2 separate regions of the Homo sapiens genome follow, and region 2 is linked to region 1. Evidence: chromatin loops called from intact Hi-C (ENCODE). Cell type or tissue: IMR-90. All regions are shown on one strand. Links, peaks and the distances in the headings refer to the core of each region. The heading gives the core; the rest is flanking DNA.

Region 1 (6,387 bases), core at 714-5,713:
CTCCTGACCTCAAGTGATTCGCCCGCCTCGACCTCCCCAAGTGCCGAGATTACAAGCATGAGCCACAGTGCCCAGCCAGGGTTTTTATTATAATGGTTTTTCTTTAAAACTGCACATCAATGCGGGAGAAATGAATCTTCCAATGCACGAACAAAGTATGTCTTTCTGTGTAAGTCATTGATTTATTTCATCTGAATTTTTAAATTTTCAGCATAAAAAAAATTCCTTTCAATGGCAAAAACCACAATTACTTTTGCACCAACCTAATAGATCCTGTGCATGTCTTGTTAATTGTATACTTAAGTATATAATTTTCACTGGAGTGCAATGTAAATGGTATTGTTTAATTTCAGCGTTCATTGATAGAACATAGAAATATACTTGATTATGTACTTTTACCCTTTAGCTTATAACCTTGCCTAACTCACTTATTAGTTTAGGAGTTTATTTTGGGGAGAATTTCTCGGGATTTTCTATTATTAGCAAACCAACCTTTGGAATACAGAAAATTCAGTTCCTTCCCAAAGTGAACCGGCACTCTTCTCAGTCCATTCTTTCTAGGTAGTCACTTTATTTGGAAAAGGAAATTCTATGGAGTTGCGATCATGCCTTTAACTTCTTTGTAGTTCGCTCAATGCCTGCTACTGCTATAGGAATTATAGCATAGTGACTAAAAGTTAGGCTCTGAAATCAGACTGGGATTTCAAAGCCTATTAAGGGATCAAATCCTGACCTAATCCTATACTGATCTATCTGACCTTGTGTATGCTTCCTAAATTCTGTATGTTTTCTCAGCTGTAAATAAAGATAATAATAATATATCTCTCACTAGATTATGTAGGGTTAAATGGAATAAAGCATTTAGCATGAGGACTAACATGGAGTAAGTGTGTGGTACAGATTTAGCTGGTTACTAATATAATATGCTAATATATTTTACATGATTAATATAGATACAGACATTAATAAATACTTATTGAATAGCTCTTATATATTTTCCACTATGCTTTGGCTTTAAGCATTGCCTTGGAATTCATTTAAAACTTGCTTGGTATTTCCTGTCACAGAGAGAGAACTCAAGTAGTTTTGAGTGGTGAAGATTCTTCCACTATGTGTCACCATATTTTTCAATGTATTATTTCGGTCAACAGATTCCAACTAAATGGGGGGTTTTAAAAAACAAATTCAGTTGGTTTTCTGAAACACAAAGATGTGCAAATGAACAATTTCTGATAATTCAAGTAATTTTAGACAGACAAGGAAACCTATTTTAGAAGTTTCCAGAGGAGCTGTCTGTACTACTCAGATTTATCCAAAGTTCTTTCTCACTTTGGCAGTATAGACCTGATTCTAAACATACCATGAAATAAGCTGTACATTTGGCTTAAAGGTTATTCTATTCAGTCCAAAATGGTCTCAAAATTATTAGCTAAATACACATTGACTTGGAAGGAAGAAGAAAAAGAACTCAAGTAAAACATGTTTTTTATTGCCAAAATCTGAGTTTTCTTTCAGTGCCTGCTATAACCTCAGTAATACCCAGGGCAGGCAAGAGGCAGGTGTTCTTTACACTATAAGTGCTAGTGATGATGTAAGTTGTAGTGGGAAACAATACAGTACTTTTTAAAGCTCTCATTGGTTTTAAAAAACGAAGAAAAGGGTTTTCAATATTGAGTCTTAAAAATATTTATTTGCAAATTATCCTATTTTTTCTTGCTTCTTTTGTTTTGAATTACATCTTGTAGTTACAACTGTAGGTTTTCAAAATGTTCTCACTATCATGGTTTCTACTTGCATGCTTTCAGGACACTGGCATTTATTTTTGACATTTATGAGACGAGAAATGGTCACAGAAAACTAGATGACTTTGCTTCACAAACATACTGAAAACAAACAAGGAGCATCATTCCCACCAAGTGCTGAAGCAGCATATACTTTAATGCCTTATTTTGGTCGAGCCAATATTTTGGTCAAGTGATAATGGGTAAAAAATAATTTAATACTATACCATTGATTTTACTGATAAGACAAAGCAAGAGGCTACAAGCAAATGCTGATAGTACTCCAAGGAAAAATGATTCCACGGACCATGTTAGCACGGTAATTTCTAGTGTCATCATGATGCCTTTCTAGTCTCTTTTTATTCAGTGATTCATATAGTAAAGAACTGCTGCCATGTTTCTAAGTTTAGGAAAATATTAACTTATCCACAGAAACTTCCCAAGAGACTCAATATAATTTAAAGGTCCTATATGTTATAAATGTTAAGACCTAGATACTACTTCTATATAAAATATTTTTTCATAGTCTATTAAGTTTTTAAAATAGATTTATTATTATGGAAAATAATTGGACATCATAAAATGTTTTTAAAACACCAAAGTATAAAGAAAATAAAGGTAAACTATAATCCTATAGCCAAATAATAACAGGAGTTGATATTTTGTAGGATATCTTTTCAAGTGCTTTTCTGTTCTATACATAAAAATAATTATTTTTAGGAAAAATTAGATTATACTATAAATTATTTTATAACAATTTTAAACAAATAACCCTTCGTAAGCATTTTAATGTCAATGTTTATCTACATATCATTTTTAGTGTCTATAAAATATTTATCATTTATTTAGCCAAGTCTCAAATGATTAACAGTTGAGCTTTTGTGTGTGTGTGTGTGTGTGTGTGTGTGTGTGTGTGTGTGTGTGGGAGCAGGTATTGTTAGAAACAATCCAAAAATGAGAAACTCATATATATATCTTTGTGAAACTCTTTTGTTATTTTCTTAGGGTGAGCTCCTAGAAATGGAATTATTGGATCTAATGGGAAATGTTTCTAAAGAGTTTGGCAGTTATTGAGAAACTGTCCTCCAAATAGTTTGTATCTATTTATGCCTCCAACAATACTGTATTAGAAAGCACATTTCCATATACATTATTGTTATCAAAAGCTATTATTCAGCTTTTTATTTTTTGCCAAACTTGTGAATGGAAAATAACAACAGTAAGTTGCATTGGAATAAAAGTTTATATTTAATTCTAAAATTTTACTTATTCATTCACTATTTAACTACTTGGTGATTACCCTTAATGATTAAATTCTGTAGCTTATGCTTGGTAATGGTGGTGGGAATGGCTTGCTAGAACTACACATATTTTAAATATAGAATAATTACTTTTTGAAGTTCCTCAATTTCTTCCAAATTCAGAACATCATCAGATAGATTTTTCTTGTGCAGACAATTTATGTTTATTTAGACTACTTGGTTTTTATGGGAGGGGCGGGGGAGAAAAAACATAGATTAGATAATAAAATAGTAATTTTATATTTTATTAGTATTTATTGAGAGCTCTGTGGTCCAAGTGCTAAATTAAACATTTCACATGAACTGTCTATGTTTTCCTTACATAACCTCATGTAGTGGTAGTAAAATGTTCCTGTTGTAAAAGGTGTCATGGCCCTAAATGATAACAACCATAATTTGAGTCCAGGTCTGTGTGGAATCCAGAGCTTGAACGATTAATTACAGCAACATCCTGCTTTCTCTGAAGTGGTCTCACGCTAACGATGATATGAATTGATTCTTTCTTGATGATGGAAGAATGAGATAATTAATGCCAGCACATGCTACATCTGGTAGCAGCATTTTATTCTCTCATCAGAAAGTTAAAGAATGAAAAGGGAGGAGATTGCCTGCTATTTTTTTTTAACTTCCTTTAGTTCCCTCTCTTGCTGCCAGATTTCTGTTTAAGCCAGTCACGCAGGGCACGGTGGTTGTGTGAGAGCCGATACACTTCTTTTCCCACAGGCACTCATTCATCCTTGTTCTGTTTTCTTCATCTCAGGGGCACTGTATAATCTGCCGGGCCTAACTCATTACTCATCCTGGAGCCTGTCAATCCTCCAGAGGTCAGATCATTGGCTTTGGTGGTTATGTGGTCCTTGGTCTCTGCCCTCTGGGAGCTGAGGGTGAGAGAGTCTGTCACACCTGAAAACACAAATCCTGCTGCCTTTCAAGCCACCAGTCCTGCTGTGATAGACAAGCTACATTTTCTTCCCATTCTATAGAAAGCAGCGGAACACCAGCTAAGATGTGGTATAAACTCCTGATTGTTTACAGGCTTACAGAGCCTGTGGAATGAATGCATAACTGTCCACAAATATCTTCTAGTATTTAACCTTCATTTATTTTCCTTCATGGTTTAAATTTTCCATTGTGAGGGGGAAACTCCTGGATCTCTAGCAGTGCTTGCTGAAAAATGTTAATTTCCCCTCATATTTTCACATCCTCAAGACTAGCACAGAACAGGAATTTCTCATAGCTAGAATTATATTGACTTATACGAGAGAGACTTTGTTTGCTCATTTAACAAATATTAAATGAGAGCTGACTGTATGCCAGACACTACTGAAGGCATAGAGGACTAAACCATGCAGACTAGATCCCCTCTCAAGGGATGGCATTGGGATAAGGAGGCAGCGATAATCAAATAACTGAATAAATAAGATTAGTGGTGCATGCTATGAAATAAGACAGAGTGTTGTAATAGAAAGTGTTGGGGAGGCCAGTGAGGAAGGGCTACTTATAAGTGAATGTCAGTGAGGAGGTGACCTCTGAGCTAAGGCTTAGTGACTAGAGGAACCAGCTATGCAAAGGCCTGGAGGAAGAGAATTCCAGCATGAGGGATCAACAGGAGCAAAGGCCTCAAGAAAGGAAATATCTTAACCTACTCTAGAAGGGCAATGTGGCAAGAGCATAGAGAGATGGGGTAAAGCTGGGAGAAGTCATAGATAAGAATAGGGTCAATCATGTAGAACCTAATGGACCATGAAAAAGAGTGAATTTTGTTCTAAATGCAGTAGGAGGCTACTGGAGATTTTGATATGGAGATTTAAACAACCCATTTCATATTTTCATAGCACTACTCTGAGTTTTTTATAAATTATAGAGGAGCTCAAGTAGAACAAGATTTCATAATAATCAAAGCTAGAGATAACAGTGGCTTAGACCAAGGTGAAAAATGGTAGAAATGAAAAGAAGTAAACAGATGTGAAATATATTTTTTAAATGGAGCCAAGAGTTTTTGTTGATGGATTGATGACGTCTACTAACACGAGGAAGACTCCGGAAAGAATAATTGGCAGGGGGTGGGATTTAAGACCTCTCTTAGGTAGAACTAAAATTGATAGGTGCTTTAGAAATTCAAGTGAGAATGTCAATCGTGTAGCTGGGCTAAATGGTACTTAGTTAAGGTTAGAGTTTGGAGAACATCTTTCAATTAATTAAATCCAAAATGAAGAGAATCTCAAATGAAAACATGCATAAGTTTGGTATGGGGAAAAAACTTCTCAATCTAACATCTCTGTTTCTGTCACTGACACCATTTTTCTCATTATCCATATTCAAAAAGTTATATTGAATTCCTTTTCTCCCCTTCACTTCCATATTTAGACACAGTATTTATCATCATGGTATTTATCTGCTCCAAGATCTTTGATGACTCTCGATTGGATAAATTATTTAGCCTTCTAGACCTGCATCTTTATCTATTTTCCAGCTTTCTTTCTTCTATCCCCTATCATGAACTCTTGGCTTCAACTGAATGTATCTCTCCAACTGGAATCTACTTGTGCCATATCTGCTTCCTTGTCTGAGGTGGCTTTTCCACTCCTCTTAGCTGAGTCTTACCTGCCTTTTGAGGTCCAGATAAAATTCTACCTCCTCCAAAAAATACTCCTTGGGTTCTCTCAAACCTATAGACAATGTTTGTCTTATCATTTGGACCATCGTTTTCATGATCACTCTGTAATTAAGTGTGTGGTATTGATAACTGTCCATTACTCTCTTCCATGTCATGTCTATTCAGGAAATCATATGCTTCTTTAGGCTAGAAATTTGACATATCTCTTGATAATTAACAATTGCTGGCCAAGTGAATTTGAAATTCAACTTAACCATGTAGTTTCCTTTGAAACATAGCTGAGACTATATATTTAAAATACAGTCACCTCTTGATATCCTCGGGGGATTGCTTCTAGGACGCCCCTCATGTACCAAATTCCTCTGATGCTTAAGTCTGTTATACGATATATGCAGGTTATATACAAATACTTTGACATTTTATATAACAGACTTAAGCATCAGAATCGTTTTTTTTCTGAATATTTTTGATCTGGATTTGGTTGAATCCACAGATGTGGAACCCATGGATATAAAGGGCTGACAGTACTTCATTAAAGAACAAAGCAAAACAAGTAAATCTTAGGTGGGGATTGAATGAAAGAGCATGTAATTTGAACACAGAAGGCTCACAGAAATTTTATGAGGTTTTACTAAGAAAATGTATATAAAAATCCTTTGTACCTGGCCGGGCGCAGTGGCTCATGCCT
Region 2 (6,387 bases), core at 429-5,428, 64 kb before region 1:
ATTTGGAATCTCTTTATTTCTTTTATGCTTAATGTCTGACATACAATAAAATATTACTATACATGCCAAAAGACAGGAAAATTTTTATTAGTAATGAAGAAGAAAAAGATAGAAATAGTAGCAGACTAATAAATGATCCAGATATCAGAGTTACCAGTCAAAGCCTTTGTAATAACAATAATTAATATATTAAATAAATTAGAAAAAAGATAAAAAGAATAGGTGAAAGTATGGAGATTTTCTCCAGAGAATTATATTCTGTTAAATAAAAAGAAATAGATAATATACAATTGAAAAATACAATCTCCGCAATTAAGAACTCAATAGATGGATTTAACAGTAGATTAGAAACAGAAGTATACAGGACAAGTGAATTAAAATATAAGTCAATAAAAACACATAAAATTAAGATTAGGAAAAAATTAAAAGAAAAAATGAATAGAGATGTATAGGATGATCCAAAGGTCTAACATACATATAATAGGTATCACAGAAGTAAAAAGAGAAAATGGGTGGAATCACTATTTATATTTTCCAAACTGATGAAAGATAACAACTGAGAGATTCAAAAAGCTTTGAGAACCACAATTTGAAGATAAACAAAGCAAACTACACCACAGTATATCAAAGAATCTTCTGAAAACCAAATATAAAGAGAAAAGCTTACAGTTGTTGACTTAAAAAGAGAAACACTAAGACTGAAATCTAACTTCTTAACCAAAATGATGGAAACTAGAAAACAATAAAATGACATCTTAAAAATGTTAAAATAACTGCCAACCTATAATTTCACACACAATATTTTTATATCCTTCAAAAAATGAAGATAAAGATAGTTTTAGTCAAATAAAAAATAAAGAATTTGTCACTAGTAGGCCCACCTTTGTAAAATTAAATGAACTACTCTCAAGCTGAAAAATGATTCCAGACAACCTACAAAATGGGAGAAAATTTTTGCAATCTATCCATCGGACAAAAGGCTAATATCCAGAATCTACAAGGAACTTAAATAAATTTACAAGAAAAAAAAACCATCAAAAAGTGAGTGAAGGATATGAACAGACACTTCTCAAAAGAAGACATGTATGTGGTCAACAAAAATGTGAAAAAATGCTCATCGTCACTGGTAGTTAGAAAAATGCAAATCAAAACCACAATGAGATACCATCTCACACCAGTTAGAATGGCAATCATTAAAAAGTCAGGAAACAACAGATGCTGGAGAGGATGTCAAGAAATAGTAATGCTTTTACACTGTTGGTGGGAGTTTAAATTAGTTCAACCATTGTGGAAGACAGTGTGGCTATTCCTCAAGGATCTAGAACCAGAAATACCATTTGACCCAGCAATCCCATTACTGTGTATATACCCAAAGGATTATAAATCATTCTACTATAAAGACACACACCTGTATATTTATTGCTGCACTATTCACAATAGCAAAGACTTGGAACCAACCCAAATGCCCATCAATGATAGACTGGATAAAGAAAATGTGGCACATATACACCATGGACTACTATGAAGCCATAAAAAAGGATGAGTTCATGTCCTTTGTAGGGACATGGGTGAAGCTGGCAACTATCATTCTCAGCAAACTAACACAGGAACAGAAAACCAAATATTGCATGCTCTCACTCATAAGTGCGAGTTGATCAATGAGAACACATGGACAAAGGGAGGGGAACATCACACACCGGGGCCTATTTGGGGGTGGGGTACTAGAGGAGGGATAGCATTAGGAGAAATACCTAATGTAGATGACGGGTTAATGGGTGCAGCAAACCACCATGGCATGTGTATACCTATATAAGAAACCTGCACGTTCTGCACATGTACCCCAGAAATTAAAATATAATAAAAATAAATAAATAAAAAGAAAAAGAAAAAAAAGAAAAATGATTCCAGATGCAACATGAAAATATAGGAGAAAATTTCAAACTTCAGGAGAGTAATTATGTGGATAAATACAAATGACTAGTGGCTGTATGTATGAAACAAGAATTGTAATGTCATATATATTTGCGTATAGTATATATTATATATGAAAAAACCAGAATTACAGTGGAAACATATTATTATATTGCTGCAGGTAATGTAGTACTTAGAGAGAAACTGCAGCACTACAATTCTGATTTGGCATGTTTCTATTTTATTTTAGTTCAAAATGTTTTCTAATTTCTAGCTTAATGCTGTTGTGGTCAGAGAATATGCTGCATATATTAGACAAGAAGAAAGACTGAAAATCAATTATTTAAACTTACAACTCAAGAAGCTACATAGTAAAAAGCACATCAAAACTAAAGAAAACCTAAGAAAATAAATAAAAAAACAGAAATAAACAATGAAAAGGAGAAAAATTAACAACATTGAGGCTTGAGACTTAAAGTTGATAAAGTTTTAATAGGATTGATCAAGAAAAAATAAAGAATCCATAAGTTTTCAGAATTGAAAGTACACAGATCACAATACATTCAGTCAGATAATATTATGAACACTTTCTCCAATAAAATTACTGATTTGGATGAAATGGATTCATGACTCAAAAAACTCAACAACTTACTAATTTTGCCATAAGAAGAAATAGAAAATGTAAACAATCAGATATATGTGTTTAAAAAATTGGATTCTTAATCAAAACTTTTTCATGTTCAAATTCTTTCAAACATTTAAGAAAGACATAACAGCAATGTTGTACAAATTCTTCCGGAGGAAAGAAAAAGAAGAAACACTTTCTAATCCTTTTAAAGAGGCACCATAATATGGATTATAAAATTGACAAAGGCAGAATAACAAAGGGACATTATATACCAAGTTTTCTGATGAACATTGATGCAAAATTCTCAAGAAAACATTAACAAACTCGTGTGAGCAATACATAAAAAATGATGATACATCACCATTAAGAAGAGTTTATTTCAAGTATGCAAAAGTAGTTTAACATCAGAAATTACTCAATGTACTTCATTACATTAACTGAGTATAGGAAAAGAATAAGAATTCATAAGTAGATTTAGCAACATCACTGAATACAAGGTTAATCTGCATAATTTAGTAAGTCTTTCTAATAATCTAATAATCTAATAATCTGTATAATTTAATAAGTCAGAAACACTTGAAAAAAATAAATTTTAAACATTATCACTTACCAAAGTATCAAAAATCACATCCCTAGTATGTTAGTCCATTTTGTGTTGCTATAACAGAATACTTGAAACTGGGTAAATTATAAAGACAAGAATTTATTTAGCTATAGTTATGCCAGCTGGCAAGTATGGGAAGCATAGCACTGGCATCTGCTCAGCTTCTGCTGAGGGCCACATGCTAAGTCAAACTATGGCAGACAGGGTCAAAGGGGAAGTAAACACATGGGAAGAGATACCAACAGTGAGGAGGAACCTTGCTTTATTGCAACCCCTTCTTGCAGAAACAAATTCATTCCTGAGGAATGAATCTAGTCTCAGTAAAGCAAGAACTTATTACCATGAGAAAGGTACCAGGCCATTCATGAGGAATCTGCTGCCATGACCCAACACTTCTCCCACTAGGCCCCATCTCCCAATACTGCCACATTGGGGATCAAACCTCAACATGAGTTTTGGTGGGGACAAACAAGACTGAAATCATAGCACATAGGAACTAATGCAATGAAACATGTGCAAACACCTCTACAGTCAAATTACAAAACATTATTGAGAAAAGTGAAAGAGGATCTAAACACATGGTGAGATATTCCATGTTCATAGATGGAAGACTCAATGCTGTTAAAATATTAATTCTGCTAAATTAGTCTATGTATTTAGTGTAATTCTAATTTTTAAAACCAGCATACTTTTTATTAATGAAAATTGGAACTGCAAAAGGCCAAGGATATCCAAGGTATTCTTGGAGAAGAACATAGCTAGAGGGCTTTTTTGACCAGCTATCAAAATTTATTATAAAATTACAGTAGTCAAGATCGACATCAAAATTTATTATAAAATTATAGTAGTCAAGACAGTGTGGTGTTTGTAGGACAGAAAAACTGACCATCAGGACAGAAGATGTCCAAAGAAGAGAGAGTCCAGAGCCAGACTAACATAGTCACTGGATTTGTGACAAACAGTAGAAGTTGCAATGCAGCGCAGCAAAGAGATAATAGTCTTTTCAATAAATGATGCTTAGTCCTACTAAATAGAAAATAGTCAAATTCAGATGGATTATAGATTTAAATGTAAAAGGCAAAACAATAAAGCTTTTAGAGGAGAAGCTTGATGATCATCTTTATGATCTTGGAGCAGGTAAAGACTTTAAAATGGGACACCAAAAGAACTATTTCTAAAACAAAAATAATGATAATTCAGTTTATATCAAAATTAATAACTGCTTTAAGAACCTCAAGGTACATGTATCCAGAATACATAAATAACTAAAAATCAATAAGAAAAAGGCATATAACCAGTAGAGAAATAAACAAGACTGAAGTAGACAGTTTAATAGAGAATATTCAATCTCATTAGTTATCAGGAAAATACAAACAAAAAAACCCCACTATACAACAATACTGTACATTCACTAGAATAGCTAAAACAGAAAGGGCGGAGAATCCTGAGTGTTAGTAAGGATGTGAAGCCATAGAAATTGTTGGCTGTGAGTCACTGCTGGTAGAAGTCTAAATTGGTACAACTACATTGGCAAACAGTTTGGCAATATCTTCCAAGCAATATGATGCCTAGGTATATAACTCAACATAAATGTCAGCATAGCTTTATCAAAAGACATGTCCTGGTTGATCTTAGAAGGACTATTTATAAAAGTACAAAACTGAAAATTGCTTGAGTGCCTGTCAAGGGTAGAATGGATTAATGAATTGTGGTATCATCACAAAGTGAAACACTGTACAGCTGCATACCGTGGACAAATATTTTCCTCAGAACTCATCATTGAGAAATGTGTAGCTGCTTCCAGAGTGTGTCTAATACTATTGGAACAGACATTTCAGAATGAAACAAGAGGCTCAATGGGGTTAACTCCATGGAGGGCTCTATGAGCCTCTGGTGAGAGGTTTGGCCTGTGAGAGGCAACGTTTCTATCATTTTGCGATTCCACCCTCATTATTCCTGTGTGGCTCAGCAGTATCTGAGCAGCTTGAGTTGGTGAAGGCATCCCTTAGGATGCACAGTTATAGAGTGACTAAAAGTGGTCAGTCCTTTCAACCACTTTAATGGCATTTGCCCAGTGGGATAGAGTTAAAGTATGTTTAGATCTTGAAAGTCATCTTCTTTTTTTGCTGGTTGTTTTTTGATGGGAAGATAGAACTGGACAATATACCCACAGGTGTTTGACAAAAGTACACTCATGTGAGGAGTCTTGCATTACAAATCTGTCCCTGAGGCTGAACTTGCTATTTTGATATGTTTTCATATGACATCTAATGTGCAGTGAGAAGAAAAAACAAGTGGAGGGTTGGTTGTGTTTTCCTAACAATGAATAAGACAGAAACCCTTGATAGCTAAATTCATCTGCAGTCAAACTAAGTTTTGCAGTGTCTTTTTAAGAGCCAGGCAATTCTACCACAAAATAAAATATATTTTTTAAATCCACATTACTATACCACTGACAAGTCTTTACTTCAGAACTCATCATTCAGAAATGTGTAGCTGCTTCCAGAGTGTGTCTAATACTGTTGGAACAGGCGTTTCAGAAAGAAATGAGAGGCCCAGTCTCAGTAACTCCATGAAGGGTGCCGAGCTCCTCTGTTGAGGATTTGGCTTGTGAGAGGCAATGTTCCTATCATTTGCCAATTTGGCCTTTGTTATTCCCACGTGGCTCACCAATAGCTGAGCAGAGTTTGGCCTCCTGTCAGCTGGGCATTTAGGTAGTATGTCCCTTGAGTCACAGTGTGACTAAAAGTGATCAGTTCCTCTAGTCACTTTAATGGTGTTTTGGTACTGAAAGAAAAAAAAAGCAATTTTCAAGAACATTGATCATATTAACTCTTTTATATTATTATTATTATTATTATTATTTTTACATTCCCTAGCCTGAAATGGAAATGTCACTACTGGGCACCAGCCATCACAGACTTGGCTATTTAAGCAAAGTTGGGAGAGAACAGAGCTGGTGGCCAAGTGAGTTGCCTGAATCATTAAGAGTTGGAGTGAGTCCGGACACAGTCAGGGTTCTGCTCTTGCTACTTACCACTGTTCCTGGCAACACTGATCATTGTGGCTGCGCCATGGGCCTCCGGGACTCAGGAATCTGAGCCTGTGATGGAAGAAGGGAAGTCCAAGTTCTCCCAGAAAGGAGAAGCCTCAGAGTAACCTCATGTGGCCTACATGTGCCTGGCCTCTGTGCCAGTCTGCACTCGGCTGGAGTACCAGATAATCCTTCCCGAGTCTGTATGGA

Evidence for each region. Hi-C counts contacts between places; a loop is a spot of excess contacts. Peaks named below come from ENCODE experiments on the same cell type or tissue, not always from the same donor. Only the 100,000 strongest peaks of a DNase experiment are listed, where the experiment ranks them.
Region 2: a loop joins it to region 1, with 2.3 times the contacts of the local background. A loop is called at or near these places in 3 of 110 quality-filtered maps.

The regions. Positions count from the first base shown.
Region 1 is chr3:99,408,394-99,414,780 of GRCh38, reverse strand. No RefSeq gene overlaps it. Among named protein-coding and RNA genes, the nearest start is that of COL8A1, 230 kb to the left of the region's middle. In IMR-90, for the core only: no CTCF peak of the experiment used is centred there; DNase peaks (open chromatin) are centred at 1,070 and 3,760; H3K27ac peaks cover 1,440 bases.
Region 2 is chr3:99,471,937-99,478,323 of GRCh38, reverse strand. The region is part of intron 1 of LOC105374007 (a long non-coding RNA gene); the gene reads left to right. Among named protein-coding and RNA genes, the nearest start is that of COL8A1, 160 kb to the left of the region's middle. In IMR-90, for the core only: no CTCF peak of the experiment used is centred there; a DNase peak (open chromatin) is centred at 2,883; H3K27ac peaks cover 529 bases.